Regions from separate parts of the Mus musculus genome. Here region 2 is linked to region 1. Evidence: chromatin loops called from intact Hi-C (ENCODE). Cell type or tissue: heart. All regions are shown on one strand. Links, peaks and the distances in the headings refer to the core of each region. The heading gives the core; the rest is flanking DNA.

Evidence for each region. A loop is a pair of places that touch in the nucleus more often than their neighbours do. Peaks named below come from ENCODE experiments on the same cell type or tissue, not always from the same donor. Only the 100,000 strongest peaks of a DNase experiment are listed, where the experiment ranks them.
Region 2: a loop joins it to region 1, with 2.1 times the contacts of the local background. A loop is called at or near these places in 13 of 42 quality-filtered maps.

Annotation. Positions count from the first base shown.
Region 1 is chr6:121,104,323-121,114,141 of GRCm38, forward strand. The region is part of intron 1 of Mical3 (microtubule associated monooxygenase, calponin and LIM domain containing 3); the gene reads right to left. Among named protein-coding and RNA genes, the nearest start is that of Mical3, 22 kb to the right of the region's middle. In heart, for the core only: a CTCF peak has its summit at 5,505 (motif pointing right); DNase peaks (open chromatin) are centred at 5,329, 6,129 and 7,509; H3K4me3 peaks cover 2,989 bases; H3K27ac peaks cover 3,454 bases.
Region 2 is chr6:121,051,895-121,061,713 of GRCm38, forward strand. All of the region lies in intron 1 of Mical3 (microtubule associated monooxygenase, calponin and LIM domain containing 3), which reads right to left. Among named protein-coding and RNA genes, the nearest start is that of Gm4651, 7.7 kb to the right of the region's middle. In heart, for the core only: no CTCF peak of the experiment used is centred there; a DNase peak (open chromatin) is centred at 5,536; H3K27ac peaks cover 3,318 bases.

The DNA.
Region 1 (9,819 bases), core at 2,881-7,880:
TCCCAAACACTGCCTCTTACCTTCACTCGTGGGCCATGACACATGTACACGTATACACACATGCACACAGCACGCTGCACACCGCTAACCACTATATACACACACACAAAGTAACAGAAACTAAAATCATGGAAAATTTAAGAGAGAGAAACTCACCTAAGTCACAAAGTAGAGGAAAGAAGAGATATGGACAGACATGGCTGTACTCAATCCCACAGCCCAGCTCCATGACCCCGGAAGACCTTCCTACTGCCCTGCACTGCCCTCTGAGAAGCACACAGGCTACACCAGGCCTCCAGATGCTCCAGAGTGGAACACTGAAGAGAAATCAGGCCAGACACACGGGAACACACCTTTAATCCCAGAATCAGAAGGCAGAGGCAGGAGGATCTCTGAGTTCAAGGCCAACCCTGTCTACGTAGCTACTTCCAGGCCCAGGGTGACAAAGAGAGACTTCCTGGAAGAAAACAAACACACACACACACACACACACACACACACAGAACTCCTGAGGCTGGTTCAGTCCGTTTCTATAAATGAAAGGGAGAAGTGTGATTATGGTTTTTAGGAGTCACAGGCGTGTGTGAGGGTACAGGCACAGCCTGGGAATCCTGAGACCACCACCCTCTTAGTAGAAAGATCGATGATAACAGCACAACTTCCTGCCCCAATTGGCTGCCCCAGGCTGGCTTAGGACTCTGCAGAACACTCACAACACAGTGTCCACTCAGAGGGTCAGTCAGGGCTCTTCAGTGTCTGCCACTATGGTCATATGATCAGGACTGTTATGAGTCCGAAAGCTCTAGCAGGCTGCTCTCTGCAACATTCTTCTATTCCAGAACCCTGAAATCCCCAATCATAGGGCAGCCAGGGACGAGGGGCGGCGTTCTCCTCTCTCCTCCTCCTCCCCAGGCTCCCAAGGTGGAGGGGCTTCTCACGCTTCAGAGACAGAGGCAGGCTGGACCAAATAAAATGGAGCTCTGTCAGTTTAAATGGTGCTGGGGCTCCAGGGTCCTCCTCAGGGCCACACCCACAGCCCTGCACATTTATTTTAAAGCTGTAAGGGAAGCCAATTGCAGTGTCTGGTTAGCCACTGGCTGTGATGTCTCCTTCCCAGAGTTCACCAGAATGAGCCTTTCAGCACCAACTATGATGTAACCGCCCCAGCAGACCCTCCAGTGCAGAAAGCCCCCTCTACTGGCCATCATCCCCTCTCCTCAACTTCACAGCCAGTCTCAACCATAGAAGCAGGCAGACCAAAGAGGGAAGCAGTGTCTGACAGATGCTGGGGGCGGGGGAGGGGGGTGGGGGGGTGGGGATGGGGACAAGCTCCTACTGCTCAGCAGAAACTTCAATACTCCCACCTTTTACTGAGGAAAAGTCCACCTCCTCCCATCTTTGCCCTGGTGATCCCTTCCACAGTCTCCCTCCTCCCATCTTTCCCCTGGGGATTCCTTTCTTTCATTCTTTTTAATGATGCAGCAGTCTCTCGTCCTCTTGTGCAAGTCTAAGCAGCCAATGAAGAAAAGTCATTCTATGCTGGAGAATACTGCTTTCCTGTCTTGAACAGTTGCCTCTGCACGCCTTCAGACAGCTGAACCACCCTTAAGAAAACATGACTGAGCCTCACCAGGACAGCAACGTCATCCTGCCCAATAGTGTATCCAAGCACCTAGGTGGCAGAGGACTCTGAGAAACGGAGCCAAAGACTGACAGAGGGATTGGCTGGAAAATTCACCTAAATCCATCTAGGGAAAGTCCACTAGATGAATTTAGGTGAATTTCCACACAATGTCCCCTCTAATCCCCACATAACTCCCAGACTGTGCTCTAATTATCTTTGGGAGCTAAACACCAAGAAAGAAGCAGGTGTCCAACTTTCCAGCTAGAGCAGAAAAGCAGCCTTCCTGCAGACCTCAGCGAAAGCGCCAGCTCGTCAAGGAGAAAACCCTGGCACTAGCTGGGAGTGTCGGCGCACGCCTTTAATCCCAGGGCTTGGGAGGCAGAGGCAGGCGGATCTCTAAATTCAAGGCCAGCCTGGTCTATAGATGGAGTTCCAGGACAGTCAGGGTTAAACAAAGAAACCCTGTCTTAAAAAACAAACAACAACAACAAGAAGCCTGAGCGCTAAGGACAGGCTGTAGGTGGGAGAATCACTTCCCCAATCCCTGAGCCACTTCCATTCTCTCTGGTCCTAACAGTCCAGTGGGGTTTTATCTATTTAATTATTCATACTCTCCAAATTTAAATTTTTATTCAGTTCTGTCCGCCCCCCCAACCCCCCCCCCAAGTAACGACTGTCCACTGCAGAGGGTGGGGGAGGGGCAGAGAGACTAACAGGTGTCAGGACTCCAAACCCTGCCCACTAAGCCACGACACTCCCCAGAATAAGACCCTAGGTCTTACTTGCTTTCAGCCGAGGGCTTTCTGCCACGTCCTTGCCCTGGGAACTCACCATGCCCTAGTGTGTCATGTATGAAACAGGGTTAATACCTAGAATAAGTTAAACACACCTATGAGGAGGAAACAGATGATGTGCACCTAGCCCAGGCGCTGAGAATCAATGTCACGAATTTGGGGGCGTGGCTCAGTGGTGAGCGCTGGCCCAGCTGAGAGAGGCCCAGGCACCTGCCTCCAAAGAGAATCAATCAGTGAAGAAAAGGAAGTTCACCTCCTCAAAGAAACAGCAGTAACTGAATCCAGAGCCTGCTTCTGTAAAAATGTCACGCCCAATATCACGCAGCGTAAACAAACCAATGATGGTTCTTATTTTTCCAAGTACATTAGCTCTGATAGCCTTTTAATCTGCTCATAGGACCAGCTGCAAGAAGGGAGGAGGCAAACGGTGGCTCCTTGCCGAGCCCAGAGCAGAGTCCACGAAAGCTAAGCGGCTACTCCTGCCTGCTGGCTACTCCTGCCTGCTGGTCCAGCTTCTGCCATTCTGGCCTCTTCTCAGATGTCAATGCCTGGAAAAATTAAGTCAGGATTCTAGCTCCACTTGGACATGTCAATCCGCGGAGTACAATCCTCACCTCCAAGAGTAATCAACAGATCAAAGAAAGGGTCAACTCTCCTACCGAGTGGAACAAGGTGAGCAGGCGACAGGATCTCTTCTAGTACAGGTGCCATCCTCTCTTTCACAGTGCAACCCTAGATCTGGAGATATGGCTCAGCAGCTAAGAGCACTGACTGTTCTTCCAGGAGCCTGATGTTCAACTCCCAGCACCCATGTCAGACAGCTCACAACCACCTGTAGCTCCAGCTCCAGGGGTCTAATGACCCCTTCTGGCTCCCAAGGGCACCTGCACACACATGTGGACACACACAGACACACATACATACCTTTAAGTAAAAATGAATATGTAAAATGCAACATACTGCTGGGTAGACTGGTCACACCTGCCATCTCTGCAGTCATGAAGTAGACGCAGGAGGATCAGGAGCTCGCCTGCCACAAAGCATGATCAGGTTGGCCATCCTTGGCTATAATAGGGAGTCCAAGGTCCAAAATATACAAGACCCTATGTCCAAAAAAAAAAAAAAGGAGCCAGCCTGGGTTACTTAGCAAGTTCAGGCCAGACTGGAATACACATAAAGAAACCCTGTCTCTAAGGAAAACAAGCCAGTCAGTGGTGGCACAAGCCTTTAATTCCAGCACTCGGGAGGCAGAGGTGAGTGGATCTCCTTGAGTTCGAGGCCAGCTTGATCTACAAAATGGGTTCTAGGACAAGAAGGGCTACACAAAGAAAACTTGTCTTAAAAAAAAAAAAACCAAACCAAACCAAAAACAAGAAAATGCATGAGACAGCTGGAAAACCTCGATTTTTCTTGATTAATTCTTCCCAGTCCAGAAGTGTTTCACTTATAGCCTCTTACTTTAGTCTAGAAAGCTAAAAGTGGGAAGGGGAGGACTGATTTCCTAGTTGGGGGGCTGGGGGGTGCAAGAGGCCCAACTCCATCCCCCACCCAGTTCTTCCAATCAAAGAGGAAAGATATAGATAGATAGATAGATTTTTTTTTTTTTTTACTTAAGACCTACTATGTGGGAAGCACTGTGCAAAGCACTTTTCCTACATTATTTCCAAAGCCCATTTTCTCTCCCACACCTACAAACCACACAATACAAATGCCCTGGTAGGGTGAAAGCCCCAACCAGTTAGCAGTCAAGTTTTAGACTTTTCAAAAGTTAGCACTCTAGCTGAGGAACTGGGTCCAAGTTATAAACGATTCTTTGCAGAACCAACCAAACTGTCTTAGGTATAATTCTGAAATCAACACGTGCTATTAGTATACCACTAAAAGGCAGGCTAGACTTTTACAACCTCGAGCATAAGAAATGCTCACTGGAAGGCTAGAATAACTGACTCGAGTGCATGTGGCAATCAAATACGGAATTTATGATATCCTCTTCAAGGCCCTTGGGAGATGCGCTCACAGAAGTGAAGAACAGCATCCTTTGTGGCCCGGTCATAGTGAACTTAACTCCTGCCGGCAACAACAATCTGTAAGATGCCTTTCTCATCATAAAATCTCACTCTCTCACCATCAACCTAAACGACTGTGTCAAACACACACGGATGTCCTGGTATCTAAACGCTACTCTCTCCAACCATCCACTGCACGCTTTAAATAAACAAAGCAAAACAAAACAACAACAAAAACCCACTATCTATAATGATCTCCACTGCGCTGCATTCATCCGTTTCACACAAGTCATAATTAATGCCTGAGTTAAGCACCAAAATCAAAGCAATACGGATGTGGTGTGCATTCTTGGAAATAACTTTCTGTCTTCTGACTCGGGGGGTGTGAGGGGAATCAGCCAAGATACAAGGCTGACCCACGATCCCAACTGCGCTGAGGCTCCTAAAGGACCCCCTTCTTCCCAGCAACAATTGTGAAAGAGCTTGATGATACGAAGCCTGCCAAGTAGAGACGCCAGAAACCTGCAATCGGCCATCACACCGGCTGTCTGAAAACACCAGACAAGCCCATATCTGGGTAGGGCTCTCTCCAAGGTTATTCTTAAGCTAGTGATGTCTAGTGTGCCAATGGGGACCTCCAACAGTGTTGTCACTTTCTAAGGCAGTTAAGGAGGGGAACAGCGACGAGATAAGAGGCCTCGGTGGCTGCCTGTAGCCCACTCAGTCTACCACCAGACGGAAATGTCAAGAGTTCTCTCTCATGGCCACCTGCCATAAACGTCCTCAGCAACCTACACACTGCGCCTGCTGGGCTCTCCAGACTAGGGACATCGCGGAGCACAGTCCCACTCCCCAGGCTGGGTCTTCTACCCTACAAAGCCTCCTTGGGCACACCCAGCCCAAGTCACTCAGTCCCATTCCTACTAGCGAGATGGCTCTCTTATGTCCTCCCAGGGCGCGACCTGACCTAGCACCCGATTTCTGGAGGTCAGGGACCCGGACACGGGCCCGGCAGAGCGGGAAGCGCAGAGGGGCTTCCTCGCCTGAGCCGCAGCTCCGCCAGCGCTCCGGACGCACGCGTCCGCCAGAGGGAGGCACAAGGCACCGGGCGGGTTGGGATCCCGGGGCTGCCCGGGCGGGACGTGTCCAGCCACGCATCGGGGCGCCGCGGCCACCCGCGCCAAAGCCGCCCGTGGGCCAGCCGCCGACCGGCACACCGAGGCGCAGCGTGGGCGGGATTGTGGTTGCTCCCCAGGAGCACGGCGCTCACCTCTGCTTCATGCTGCTGTGTCCTCGTGGCCGGCGAGGCCACCCAGCCGCGCGCCGGGACACGCAGCCGCAGCCCCCGCGCGCTAGCCCGCAGCGTCCGGCGCGGCAGCAGCAGCAGTAGCGGCGGCAGGAGCGGCGCCGCCGGGGCGGGGCCAGCACATGGGAGGGCGGGGGCTGCGGCCCTTCAGGCTGGACCACCGACCCCAACGGGGGTGCGGGTGCTCAGTGCTCCCGCAGCTCACTCCTGCTCCTCATACTCAGAGGCCCGGTTGTCACCTCCAGGGTCGGTCCTGAAGAAGTCTCACGGATCACAAGCAGGTAAAGAAATGCATAGCTGCCAGTCCCTCCTCCTTGCTCTCTACCCCCTTCGGCATGGACCATATGGTACATTCCTGAAAGCCCAACGGAGTAGGAGAGGAACGAGGTGATTGGCTGGGAATCTTGGAAGGGGCGAGAAGCTACACAAAAGAGCCAACGGGATAACACCAGGGGCATATCAAAGCCGGCCAGACTGGGGATGGGAGGACGCCCTTAAAGGGGACTTGTTTGTTGCCCTCAGAAGCTGCCACAAAAACAAAGCTAGAATTTTCTTCCTGATCTCATCCAGATGAGACAAAGAGGGGAAGTCTCCGATTTTCGGAGTAATAGCTATAGAAAACTTCAGAGAATTGAATCTATATTGAATCTATTTGACTTTGAGTGGATAACTCCAACTCCCTACCTCAGTTTCCTTTTTCAATCAGATGAGACTGTTAGATCACACTTGACCTCTAGGAAGCCTTTCTCTTATTTCCTCATCTCTTTCAAGAGATTATTAATCTCTTCAATTCCGGGCATCTTAAAGAAGTGTGGTTGAAAGTGGGTAGACTTTCTAACACCACTTCTGTACAAACATTACAGGGAGACAGATTGACTATTCTTTCAAGGTCTTTTCATACGTTAAGGAGCATTTTTCCTACCAGGGGATAGATAGATAGATAGATAGATAGATAGATAGATAGATAGATAGATAGATAGATAGATTAGAGTCTAGCGCTCCTAGAGTTTAATGAAGTTTTAGTTGATTCTTCTTCACTGGCCTGCTGGACTGTGCAGGATTCCGATCTTCAGCCACAAATCCCACCAGCTGAATAGTTTGTTCCTGGCCGAAGTCTGTACAGCACACTACTCAATTATGCAAGGGTCCCCTTGTTTTCTGTTTTGTTTTGTTTTGTTTCAGTCACCCTCCATGTCTAGCTGAAGACCTACAAACATCCCTAAAGATCCTCCCCCCCCCCCCCCCACTTTACTCCAGGAAGCTCGACTGGTTCAGACCAATTCCACTCGGTTTGCATAAAGTGTCCTGTGGCTCTGGAGGGCGCGTGTGAAGGTCAGAGGACAGCTTTTAAGAATCAGTTCTCTCCTGCCGTGGGTTCTGGGGATCAAATTCACAGGCCCTCTGCTTTATTTCAGAAGTTTTCAGCCTGCACTCCTCAGCTTCCAAACTGTAAGATAGCCAGGATGCTTTTCCTGAGAGTTTCTCTTGCAGCCAGACAACCCATCTTCCAACTATTGTCCAAAGACACGGAGAAAGTCCGAATCTGCTAGGTAGCCCCTGGAATGGACTAATTGTAGCTACTGACATCTAAGAACTCCCATTTCTACCTTGTGTCCCTGTGACCCTAATTTTCCGTGTTTTCTGCCCCCAAACGTCATGCTAGTACCCAGCAGCTGCTCCTGCTGGTGTTTATTAACTGTTATGGTTTAGATAAGTAGTGTCCTTCAGAAAGGCTCGTGTATTGGATGCTGGGGCCCCAGCTGGCTTGCTATTTTGGGAGGTGCTGGAAACTTTAGGAGGCGGGGCCTAACTGGCTGAAGTAGATCATTAGGAGTTATCTTGTCCTCTGGCCTCTTCCCATTCGCCATGAGGTCCACGGGTTCCTCCTGCCATGCAGCTCTTCCTGCAAGCAGGGGCACCATCGTCAACAGAGTCAGGGACCAAAGATGGAAATCTCGAATTAAAAGAATTCCTCCCTTAAACTGTTTAAGTCAGGGATGTTTCTCATAACTGTGAAGAAACTGACTAAACACAGTATATCAGTAATGTTAGGAGAGGTTTATATGTGTCTTTTCATTCCAACCTCACACCAATGCTATGAAGGGTGTTATTTCTATTCATACCGTTCGTTATTCCTCCTGGGGGTGGGGGTGGGGGGCAATGAAGAAGCTAATCTGTACAGGGGCACAGACAGAGAGGCCTGACTCTGATGACCACCCTCATAATCCTGCGGGACAGCACTGTGCTGGGGGTGGGGAGGATTTTTGTTCTGTTTGTTAACCTGACATGTGCTGGGGGTGGGGGGTGGGGGGTATTTGGGAAGAGGGTGTCTCAACTAAGGAATTACTGTCATGTTGGCCTGTAGGCAACTTTGTACGGCATTTTCTTGATTAACAATTGATCTAAGAGGGCCCAGCCAACTGTGGGCAGTGCCACCTCTGGGCTCTCTTAAGAAAGCAGGCTGAGCAGCACAGGGAACAAGCTGGTAAGCAGCACCCTCCATGGCCTCTGCATCAGCTCCTGTCCTGACTTCCCTTCATGGCGGACCACATCTAGAAGCTGAGATAAATGCTTGCCTCAAAGTTGCTTTTGGCCATGATGTTTTATCACAGAGATCAAAAGTGAACTGTGACAAGTGCTGTCTCCTATTGTTCATAAATCTACTTCATGGTCAATAAAAGATGATGCCAAGCTGGGGACTCCATGGTAGAGTGAATTTTAGCTTGCTTGAAGCCCCAGGTTTGGTCTCCAGCAAAAGGGAGGGAAAGGGGGAGAAAGGAAAAAGAGAAAAGGAAGCAAGGGGGAGGGAGAGAAGGGGAGGGATTGGGGAGGGAAGGGGAGGGGAGGGGAGAGCAGAGCAGAGCAGAGCAGAGCAGGGGAGGGAAAGGAGGAGGAGGGGAGGGAAGAGGAGAAAAGAGGAGAGGAGGGAAGGGGGAGGAGAGGAGGAAAAGGGGGAGGGGAGGGGAGGGGAGGGGAGGAGAAGGGAAGGGAAGGGAAGGGAAGGGAAGGGAGGAGGAGAGATAATTTCAAAACTCAGTTTCTATGCTTGCAATGTCATATGAACATCTAAACAAGACTGTGTGGAGGACTGGCAAAAGTTTGACTCCACAAGAAAGGAAAGAAACTACAGCTTGCAAAGCACACTAACTTAGCCAAAGTTAAGAAAGCTGCTAAATAACGTTGCCTGAACTTGGGAGGCAGAGGCAGGAGGATTGTAAGTCCCAGGTCAGACTGGTGTACGTTCCGAGATCCTGTCAGAGAAAAACCAGAACTTTGGGCTGTCACTCAGCTGTAGAGTAGTCACATAACATATTAATTGCCTCGGGTTCTGTCCCCGAGACCTCCAAAAATAAAGAAATGGAGCAGGGCTTTCCAACCTGTACATCCTGTCCACTGCAATCTCACACTCCCTCACAATCCTTTTACAACATGTAACAAGTAGGCAGCAGTCCAAAGCAACAGAGGAAAGAAATACAGAATAGCAAAGTGTGTGCTGGAGAGTTCAGGGGCTGCGGTGTAAGAAGCCTAACTTACAGTGAGCTTGGGTCTCTGCCGCATTGGTTGGTTCAATAGCAGAGGAGAGGCAAAGTTCCTACCACCTGAGTGCTCAGGCTGGAATGAGCCCTGCGTCCATGAGGAAGGGCGGTGTGCACTGCCTCTGAACCAGATGTTTGGTAAAATAACCCGCCCCACTGGCAGAATACAAACCTGAAAATAGAGGTTGGGCTAACTATTTCATTCTTTTTAAGCTGTTAAAATCCTAGTAAGATTGTGTGGAGGTGGGCTGGTGAGACAGCTCAGTGGATAAAGAGGCCTGCCTCTAAGCCCGAGGACCTGAGTTCTGTCACTGGGACCTGCATGGTAGAGAGAATGAACCAATTGATCTAGGTTGCCGTCTGGCTACCACACTTGTATGAATAATTATTGTTTTGGTTTTTTTCTTTTTTCTTTTTTTGTTTTTGTTTTTGTTGTTGTTGTTGTTGTTGTTTTCGAGACAGGGTTTCTCTGTGAGCCCTGGCTGCCCTGGAACTCACTTTGTAGACCAGGTTGGCCTCGAACTCAGAAATCCGCCTGCCTCTGCCTCCCGAG
Region 2 (9,819 bases), core at 2,569-7,568, 53 kb before region 1:
CAAATACATATTTGAATATATGTTATGTTATGTTTATGTACTGTATATGTAATATATATGTGAGTATGTGATGTATAGGTATATGAAATGTATACTTATACATCACTTGTTATCAGCCCAGTACTTCTCAAGGCTCTAGAAATCATATAGCGGTGAACAGAGAAAGAGGACTCTCTCCCTCTCAGGGTGTGAACACCTTACACAGCAGATACCCTAGTAAACAGCCTGCTCCAACCACTGATTACAGCTTCTTATCCTGGGCTGGGCTGGGGATGTCGCTCAGTGGAAGAGCCAATGGCTAGCACATGTGACCATTATCACCAATACCTCCGCCACAGCTGTTGCCACCGCCACCGCCGCCGCCACCACCACCACCACCACCACCACCACAGATACCACGCTTTTGGTGTCATTTCCCTGGTTTTCTCCAAAGAACACATTCTGATTTGAAATGCTACAAATGTTGCTTGTTCGCTGTTCTGCAGCTCCCAACCTTCCTCCCCCCGCCCCCATGCAGGCCCTGTCATCATGCCTGGAACAGCTGCTGGCTTAAGCTGTACCCAGTAACCAGCGCTTGAATAGACAAACTTCTCCAGCCTGGTACCAAGGTGCCGGGGTCTAAGGCAGGAATCCATGAGGTCACAGGGCAGGCACGATGTTAAATGAAAGTGGGTGGCATGTTTTCAGGCCAGGTTGGGAGGAATATGCAGAGAACTGGGAATCCCCTAAGGAGAAGGAAGGATTCCGTCTAGCAGAACCCCTTACCTGGCTCAGACCTGTTCCAGCCTGAAATTTAAGGCTTTCGGGGAAGAAAGAGAGCCAGGAGCTAAGCTACTCCAATAGCCAAATCACCCCAGAATGATTGCCCATAGAACGACCCTACTTCCAGAAAAGAATAGCGGTATCAGGGTTGTGAAGCGCCAGCCACCTTCCCACGTGATAAGGGAAGGACCCATGATATTTCTAATTTTAAGTTACGTGTTTAAAACCTCTGTCAGAAACCACTGCACTACACTGCCATCAGCCAGGGGTATCTGAATTGTTTCTCCACTAAGATGGCGCATCAGGAGGGTTAGCGTGCATCTCAAAATTCAGCTTCTAGTATGGTGGAAAATGAGACAGAAAACTAATACTTGGGTCATCAGCTTCCAAAGCGGACAGACACAAGACAAAACAACCTACATGCAGTGTCTCCATCTCCCGGCAGTGCTGAGTGAAGAGGCCACAGGTCCACCATCTCTGATCCCTCGTGTGGCCTCGATGCTACCTAGTAGGCCTTCCCTAGGTCCCCGGCTTCTCCTGACTTGGCTTCTAGTTCTCAAATAGTCCACTTCATCCCCACCCCCACCGTCCAGTGAGCTCATGTCTTATACACAAGTATTGTGGTCTTCTCTCTGGGAAAGTGAGCACAGGGCTTCCAGCCCTCCAGACCCCACTCCTGCCTCAGAGAATACACTAAAATGGATAGTTCATCCTATCTAGTCTCCTGAAAATGTGGTTTCATCCCCTCAACCTCCTCTGATTATGAACATTCAAGTAACGTGCAACCATCACTACCGCCCACCCATTACACACTCTAAACCTCCTCTCATCCCGGTTTTCTTCTCAGCTACTAAAGTGGCAGGCTGGGTTCCTTTCATCTCCTATCCTACTGGGCCACTGGTCTCTCCCTCCCGAATCCTGGGCCTCCTGAGATTAGGCTACCAAAGTTGCTCCTGTCAGCACCTCCTGCACCCACAACCCCCCAAGGATCCTTTCCTGTTCATGTCATCATTGCCTCTGCAATCTGGCTTCTGTCTCTGCCACTCCACTGAGACCCACAGTGGCTTTCTGAGAAAGGCTCAGCCATTATCTCCCTGGTGCCCTCTCTATGGCTTTTCCTGGAAACTCCCACCCCTGTTCTGAGCCCAGGAATGCCTCCTGCCTCTCCCTGCTGCTGTCCTGTTCCCATGGCCCAGAGTCTCGGATGGCCCAAATTCCTCCATCTGCTGCTCTTCATAAAACCGCATGACCTTGAGTTTCAGCCTTCTGTCTATGCTCCTGAGAACCAATGCTTTCATGCGCGGCTATGCAGACATCCTACAGCAGGCACCCACACGGGGAAGTCCCAAAGCGTCTCTACTACTCCAAAAGTCCCCTGTACTCCAATGTCCCGTCTACTCTCAGTCATACACAGCTTCCTCTTGACAGAGCCAAATGCCACTGCCCACTGGGAGGAAACAGAGTTACCTGGCTTCTGCTCTTCCCACTATCAACCTGACCTGCTAGAGGTCTCCAGGACCTCCACTTTGCAGGTTCTCCCTACCCTCTTGTTGGTGAGACACTCAAGACTGCTACTGTGGATCGCTGGAACAACACCTTAGCCCTAACCTTCTCCAATCCAAAACCGCATAATGCCAGTGTTCACTCTGTCTGCATCTCTGTCTGCATGGACCTCAGGAAACAGTTTCGATTCTTAGCAAAATTCAAAGCTCTGTCGAGGCCCAGGACCAGTGCTATGTCCTGTGCTTCCAAGAGTACAGATTTCTTTAGGATACACCTCACATCTGGGCTGGCTGTCCTCAGCCAAATGCACTCTCTTCCTTGCTCACTAGAGACCCTGCTTAGGGACCAAGACTTTACTAAGACACACCCCCTCCCCTGGCCCCGCCCCCTGCCAGGCAGCCAGTCTCCTCTCTGGTGGGGTAGGCCACACTTTCAACACCAGCCACAGTGACCACACCTCTTGTTAGCAGGAAGGGGTTATGTACACCTACCTACACTTAGCATGGATTCTAGTAGGAAAACTGATACTGTCCAGAGTGATATCAAAAGGGAGGAAGAGGAAAGTGAAAGGCTTTCTAGGAGACGATGTCAAATGTCACAACTATGGAAAGGAGGAAGAGAATTCGAATGGTGATCAATTTGCTATTAACTTGATTTAGGGGACAAGAGGACAGGGAAGTGGTCAAAGCCGAACTCCTCGAGGCATCTCTGGATGTCCCCTAACTATGAAAATGACTACTGTTTGCCACTGGCGGTTCTGGACCATATCTGCCTTCTGGGGCTATAGAGAGGCCTGGCCAGGTGCTCTATGGGCTTCTTAGAGATGCAGAGGATGAAACAAGAAAAAGCCAGTCAAGCAAACTGCTGGGAAGGAAGGACAGGCAGCTAGCAAGGAAGCCAACCTCTGCTCCTCAGCCAGGTCACATGCGTCTTCTGTGACACGCGTGGCTGGCAAGCCGAATTAACCCAGTTCCGGCTCTAGTAACGACCGGGGTTCCCAGTCTTCTGCCATTGATGCCATGTACACACACACACACACACACACACACACACTCTGTCTGCATAAAGAAACGCTCAGTTGTTCTTCCCAATGCACAGGTAGAGCTGGAGGGCCCCCCTGAATCCTATTCAATCCAATCCCTTTCTCCCTTCCAATTAGATGAAAGGTTTAGATGAAAGATTTAGACACAATTTCACCAGTGAAGCTGGTTTCCTTTGCACCAAGTGCTTGTATGGGCCAGATGTGTGGCAGTGGCCTTACTACTAGGTGGTCTTAATATTGATGATAACAGCACACACACAGCACACACACACACACACACACCCCAGCAAAACCCTTGCTTGCCGTGGCCAGTTCTGTCAAATGCACAGCCCACAACCTTTCCCTTCCTGCCAGGGACCCTACTAGAGGATGAGCCCCCTAGGACAACACTGAAGTTCAGCCTAAACTTTTATTTCCTTTCCCTTACAATCCAGTTGCCAACAGACAACCACCACGGGCTCTTTTAGTTCTAAGATTCCAACCCTTCTGGGCTCAAAGCCAGATACCTCAAGTTTCTACAGAAGATTTCTTTTCACTACCAATGAGATTAGACAGCATAGACCCTGAAGAGCCAACAGGTTACATTCTGTGTCTGCCATGTCCTAAAATGCAATGCAGATGACGTGAGGCTGTTTGAGGTGACCCCCCTCCCACCTGCTCTTCTAAAATTCTAGCTTCCTGTAGCAGGATCACTGCCGGCTCTTGCCCCATGAACTTGTAAAGTCTAGGAGAACACATGTGTTCTGGGAGTCAGGGTGGGGATGTCAGGAAGTGTCACTTATTGCTGTCACACACACACACAGCTGCTGTGGCCTGTGCAAGTCTTTTTTTTTTCCCCCCCGAGACAGGGTTTCTCTGTATAGCCCAAGCTGTCCTGGAACTCACTCTGTACACCAGGCTGGCCTCAAACTCAGAAATCCGCCTGCCTCTGCCTCCCAAGTGCTGGGATCAAAGGTGTGCGCCACCACCGCCCGGCAGCTTGTGCAAGTCTTACTCCTAACAAGCCATCCTCCCCACTTGCTCTCCCATGAGCTCTCGGACAGCATCATCGCCTGCACCAAGGACCACAGCTAGAAAACTGATCTGGGAATAGAGCAGCGGACCCCAGTGTGCCTAACCCAGTTCAGGTGCGGTTTAACAGGCGCCCTCAGAAGTACTGCTCACCTGGGGAAAAGAAGGCAGGCACATTCTGCCCCACAAGACACTTGACCCACATACAGGAACTACTGTCATCGGGCGTTATTGTCAAAGGTCTTGAGTCAAAAGACACCTCTAGAACCCGCAGAGGATCCAGTGGTGTGGGACAGGAGTCATCACCATGGGTTGACAGAGGGGAAAGCGCAGCCTGTCAGACTCTGCCTGCCTCTCCTCATTCTAGCGTCCACCCTGACATCCTGCAAGTGACAGGAGTGTGCCATCGAGAGAGTTACACCTCCTCAGAGTCAATGTCAAGCAAACACCAGCATTGTTGTTCTCACCCCGTGAGCTCCTGAGACCTCTGGGGGTTAGCAGGAAAAAAGATGTCACTTTGGTGACAATCATCTGGACAAGCAGTAGAGGAGGACCGGACACCAGGAACATGTAAGACAGCCCAGATCACTGCACCCAGAGAGAGGCCTACCGGTGAGAATTCAGTTTAACCAAATGTCCTGTACGCCGCCTGCTTGGTATCCACAGAGTGATGGCTCTGAATAGAGACAACAGCGATAAAAGAGTTGTGGGATCTAAACAAACTACAAACCAGGTAACTGGCCTCCAGTCCCACAGCACCAGAGTGCCTGACTTTTAGGCCACAGGAAAGATCAGGGACACGTTGCAGGAATCAGTTCTTTCATCGGGCTTTGCAGCCTTTACCACCAAGTTACCTCATCTGAGTTAATACTGGTTTAAAAAAAAAAAAAAGGCCTTCTCAGACAAAAAGAAAGAATTCCTTAGTTTGGGCTAAGTGCTAGTACCTGTAACCCAGCACTGGGAAGGCTGAGGCAGAACTATCATGAATTCAAGAACAGCCTGGGCTATACAGTGCGACCTTCTCTCAAAAGGAAAAACAGGAAACACAATTCTGTCTGCTTCGGCCTTCCTGCACCCTTCCTCCGCAATGTGAGTGTTGCACAAATCTCTCCATTGCCAGAGACTTTTAGTCTGAGAGCCAAGGTACCAAACACGTGGCAGTCAGTTAAGGCCTCAGTGGGCAGCGACCTTCCTCCCGACAGCTGGACACTTTCACTGGCACGGCAGAGAGCAACAGGCTGTGAATCCCCAACCCTGTAATTTGCTAAATAGCTGATCAAAGAAACACAATGAGATTTATGGGGAAGATGCTTTGAACTCTAGCATGAGGCACAGGCATCTTAGCTGAGGCACCCACACAGCTGCAGGGCCCTCCGGACGTCTTGCTTCTTGAGACTGACTTTGGTCCAAGTCCTCGGTTTGACTTCATGTACAAACCGAGTGTAAGCAAAAGCAGCAAGGGCGGTGACATCAAAAACCCTGAACAGACTGACAGACCCAACGCACAGCTGGACTGACAGACCCAAGGCACAGCCAGCGGCTAAGACGTGAGGACCGAGTCACAGAGCCTCATCCATCAGCCCCCTCACTTGAGGAGGCCTGTGCTCTCCTGTGTGTTCCTCAGAGGGGCCGTTCGACTCCACTAATGTCAAGCAAGAGGCCACCGTGGGGAGTAGAGAGATGGCTCAGTGGTTAAGGACACTGACGGCTCTACCGGAGGACTAGGGATCGATTCCCAGTGCTTCCACGCCTTAAAAACATCTGTAACTCCAGTTCTAGGGGAGCTGATGCCTTCTTCTGGTCTCCATGGACACTGGGTGCACATGGTACACAGAAATACATGCCGGCAAAACATCCATATGCATAAAATAAATAAATAAAATTTAAAAGGGTGAGTGAGAAGAAGAGCAGGAGGAAAAGGAAGCTTTCACAGCTGCCACCACAGTGGCAGAGGACAAGGGAGGTGCACTGTGAGGAGGCAGACACACTCCTGTCACTCTTCCTGCATCTCTCCCAGACTCCTCCCACCTCCTAGCCTCACTACCTTGAACCACCTTCCGGACTCTGGCACAGGCTCCTAAATGCAGGCTTTTTCCTGTGGGTGGTTTGCCTTTTGTGATAAGAATGATGTAACATGAAAGCTACCATTTTAACCAGTTTTAAGTGCACATCTGGGGCCATGTTGTATGTCTGACTACACCTATTTCTAGAACTTTTCATAATCCCCACCAGAACCTATTATCCCAAGAAACAATGGCTTCTATTCCCCTCTCCTCTCTATTTGTCCTTTGAATGTATCATCTGTCCTTTAAAATTAGTATTCTTTTAAATTATGAGTACTTGTATGCATCTAGGTATAGATGTGCATCAAATCTTCCTAGACTTAGAGGTGGCTGTGAGCCACCAGAACTGGACACAAGGAACCAAACTCGGGTCCTCTGCAAGGTCAGTGGATGTTCTTAACTGATGGGCAGTCTTTCACAGCTCCTATATAGATACTGTTACATGGTTCCTCTGACTTGGCAGGTTTTCTTGCATCCCTTCCCTTTTTGTGACTAAATATTATTTCACCACGGCCAACAGTGTATCCTGTTTACACATTCATTCACCCACCAATGAGCACCTTTTGGTAGCTGAATAAAAGCTGTTATGGTTATGTCTGTACAAGTAGAAAGCAGGCTAAAGATGTGAAAATGTTAAACCTCAAAACACATGAACAATCAATATCAACAATTAATTAGTCATCAGGAAATGTCAATCAGAAACATGAGACACTATTACATATCTGTGAGACTGACTAAAGTTCAAGACTGACAATACCAAGAGCAGGTAAGGACAGGGGACAACCGGAACCCAGACAACTATGCTAGAACCACTTTGGGAAACTGCTAAACACTGGCTCTTGATGCACCTTAAAATGCAATTCCATTCTTGTCCATACAGGCAGCAGAGGTGAACATGAGCCAGGCATGGTGGTACGGGCCTGTGATCCCAGCACTTAGGTGGCTGAGACAGGAGCTCATAGTATGTGGCCCGTGGTCACATTAACAAAACATTGTCTCAAAAACAAAACAAAATGTAAAAACACCAATAACAAAAACAACAACAAAACAACCAAAAACAAAACAAAACAAAACAAAAAACCACCTAAGAGAGGGCAAATATTATACCATGGAGCAGAAACAGAGAGAAGAAAGTTAGGTCTATGCTAAGAGGCTAGCACAGGAATGCTCATATCGGCTTTGCCCCCAAACTAGAAATAACCCAAATGTCAACAGCAACCCAAATGATTAGGGAAAATGCAACTATACCATGCAACAGAGTATTATACAGAAAAAAAGAAAGAGAGAAAGAGAGAAAGAGAGAAAGAGAGAAAGAGAGAAAGAAAGAAAGAAAGAAAGGAAGGAAGGAAGAAAGGAAGGAAGAAAGAGAAAAGGAAAAGGAAAAACAAGATTAACCATACTTCTCTTTCCGTAGTCACATAGGATGGTAACAAGGATACCTGCCCATGCCAAAGCCTGAACTCCTCTGCCCTGTGAAACAACAGATGCAGATCATCTATGCAAAGCCTTCAACTTTTCATTCATTCATTCATTCACCTATTATTCATCTATTCATCCATTCATTTGTTCAATTTGAGGCAAGGCTAACATAGCCCAGGCTGACCACACACTGACTGTGTAGATGAGCTAACCCTGGAACTTGTCATTCTCCTGCCTCCACCTCCTGAGGCACCACCACAGTCAGTTTATGTGGTGGTAAGTTTTGAACAAATGACTGCCTGCATGCTGGACAAGTACTCTATCCAATGAGCTACATCCTCAACTATACCAAATATATTTTAAATCATCTCTAGACAACTTGTAGCACCACACAATGTTTATATTATGCAAATAGCTGCTATAGTGTATTGTTTAAGGAATGATGACTAAGTCCGTGCATATTTGGTACCTTACTGCATTATTTATGGAATAAGGACTATGTCTATGCATATCAGTACTGAGGCAGCGCTCATGGGTACAGGTACAGAGGGCCCATTGGACTGCAACATAGCAATGCAAATGAAGTGCACAGACTCATGTATGTCCCATGAGTCAGAGCAGACAGATACAAAAGGATCGAACTGCATAACTCCATTTATCAAAGACTAAACACAAATAAAACTTCAAATCGATATCCAGGGTGATGTCTCCCACAGACTAAGTCCTCCTCTAACCTCTCCATCTAAAGACCCAGTTTCCCAACTCCCCCCACAGCTACGGAAGGGCCGATACTGCAGATACCTAAGATTTCACAGGCTTGCCTCCCCTGACCGATCGATCTCATTTGTTACGGGAATGATGGCTCATTCATTGGTTAAAAGCCTGGGTTGTGTTCTAAGCAACCCCACTTGTTGGCTCACCTGTAATTCCAGCTCTGGGGGACCGTATCCTTCTTCTGATCTCTATGGGCACCTGCGTGTGTGCACCCACATCAAGACACATGTAACTTAAAACATTTCTTAAAGTCATGAATTGCATACCTTACAGAACACATATTACACAACCACATAAAAGGTGGGCACCTTCTAAGTGTCTCAAACACAACTAAGGGACAGCCACAGCATGCATGAATGGATCCACACTAAGACAGAACTGACCCAGCACTACCTCGCATATGATCTGACAGACAGCTGGGAGCCCAATGGGCTTCTGACCAGAGGCAGGGGTGTGAGGCTGATTAACAGCAAGCAGGGTCCATGCTCCCAGCCTACTGAGGTCTCCATCCCTGTGACACATTCTATAGTTTAGAGGAAGGCTCCTTTTCCAGTAGGGGGCCAGAGTCACCAAACCCAGTGTGGACCTGACTACAGGTTAGGGTCAGGGTCTCCACATGGGCAGAACAAGTCTGAGTGATGACATCATATAGGCATGTGACAAGGATCTAACTTCAGCATCATATAAAGAACTCATCTGTCTCCTTCTGCAGGATGACCTCAACCACGCCTAAAGGAGCCAGACAACACTTCTTTTCACGCTCAAAACTGAAAGGCCTTTCTAGTCTGGGAAGGAACTTGGGAAGGACAGCTCCTATCTTTGTAGTAACCTAAGGTGATCGCGGTCCTCTGTGACAGATGGGCCTACCCAAGACAGCCAGTCTACTGCAGGAGGCTGCTCTACTCAAGCCACAAGAGACACCCAATTCAGAAGGCACTAGGACCAACAACACACAGTGACCACACACATGAGTCCCTCATGCAGGCCAGATGTGTCCCTACCGGCACAGTACTATAGCCGCCTGTCCAGTGTGGCTGTCAGGTCAGATACGCCTCAGGCACTCAGTAACGGCTCGGGGCTTTATAATTCCAGGTGGTGGAGTGCTGAAGCCTGATTTTTCCAATGTACCAATCAGCTTCCACTTTAATGCCTGCTCTTCCTGGGCGAATTGGACACAGCTTTGAAAGCATGATTTCCAGTGCCTGGAAAGAATTTGTGCAGCACAGCAAAGAGAGCTGATTCTCC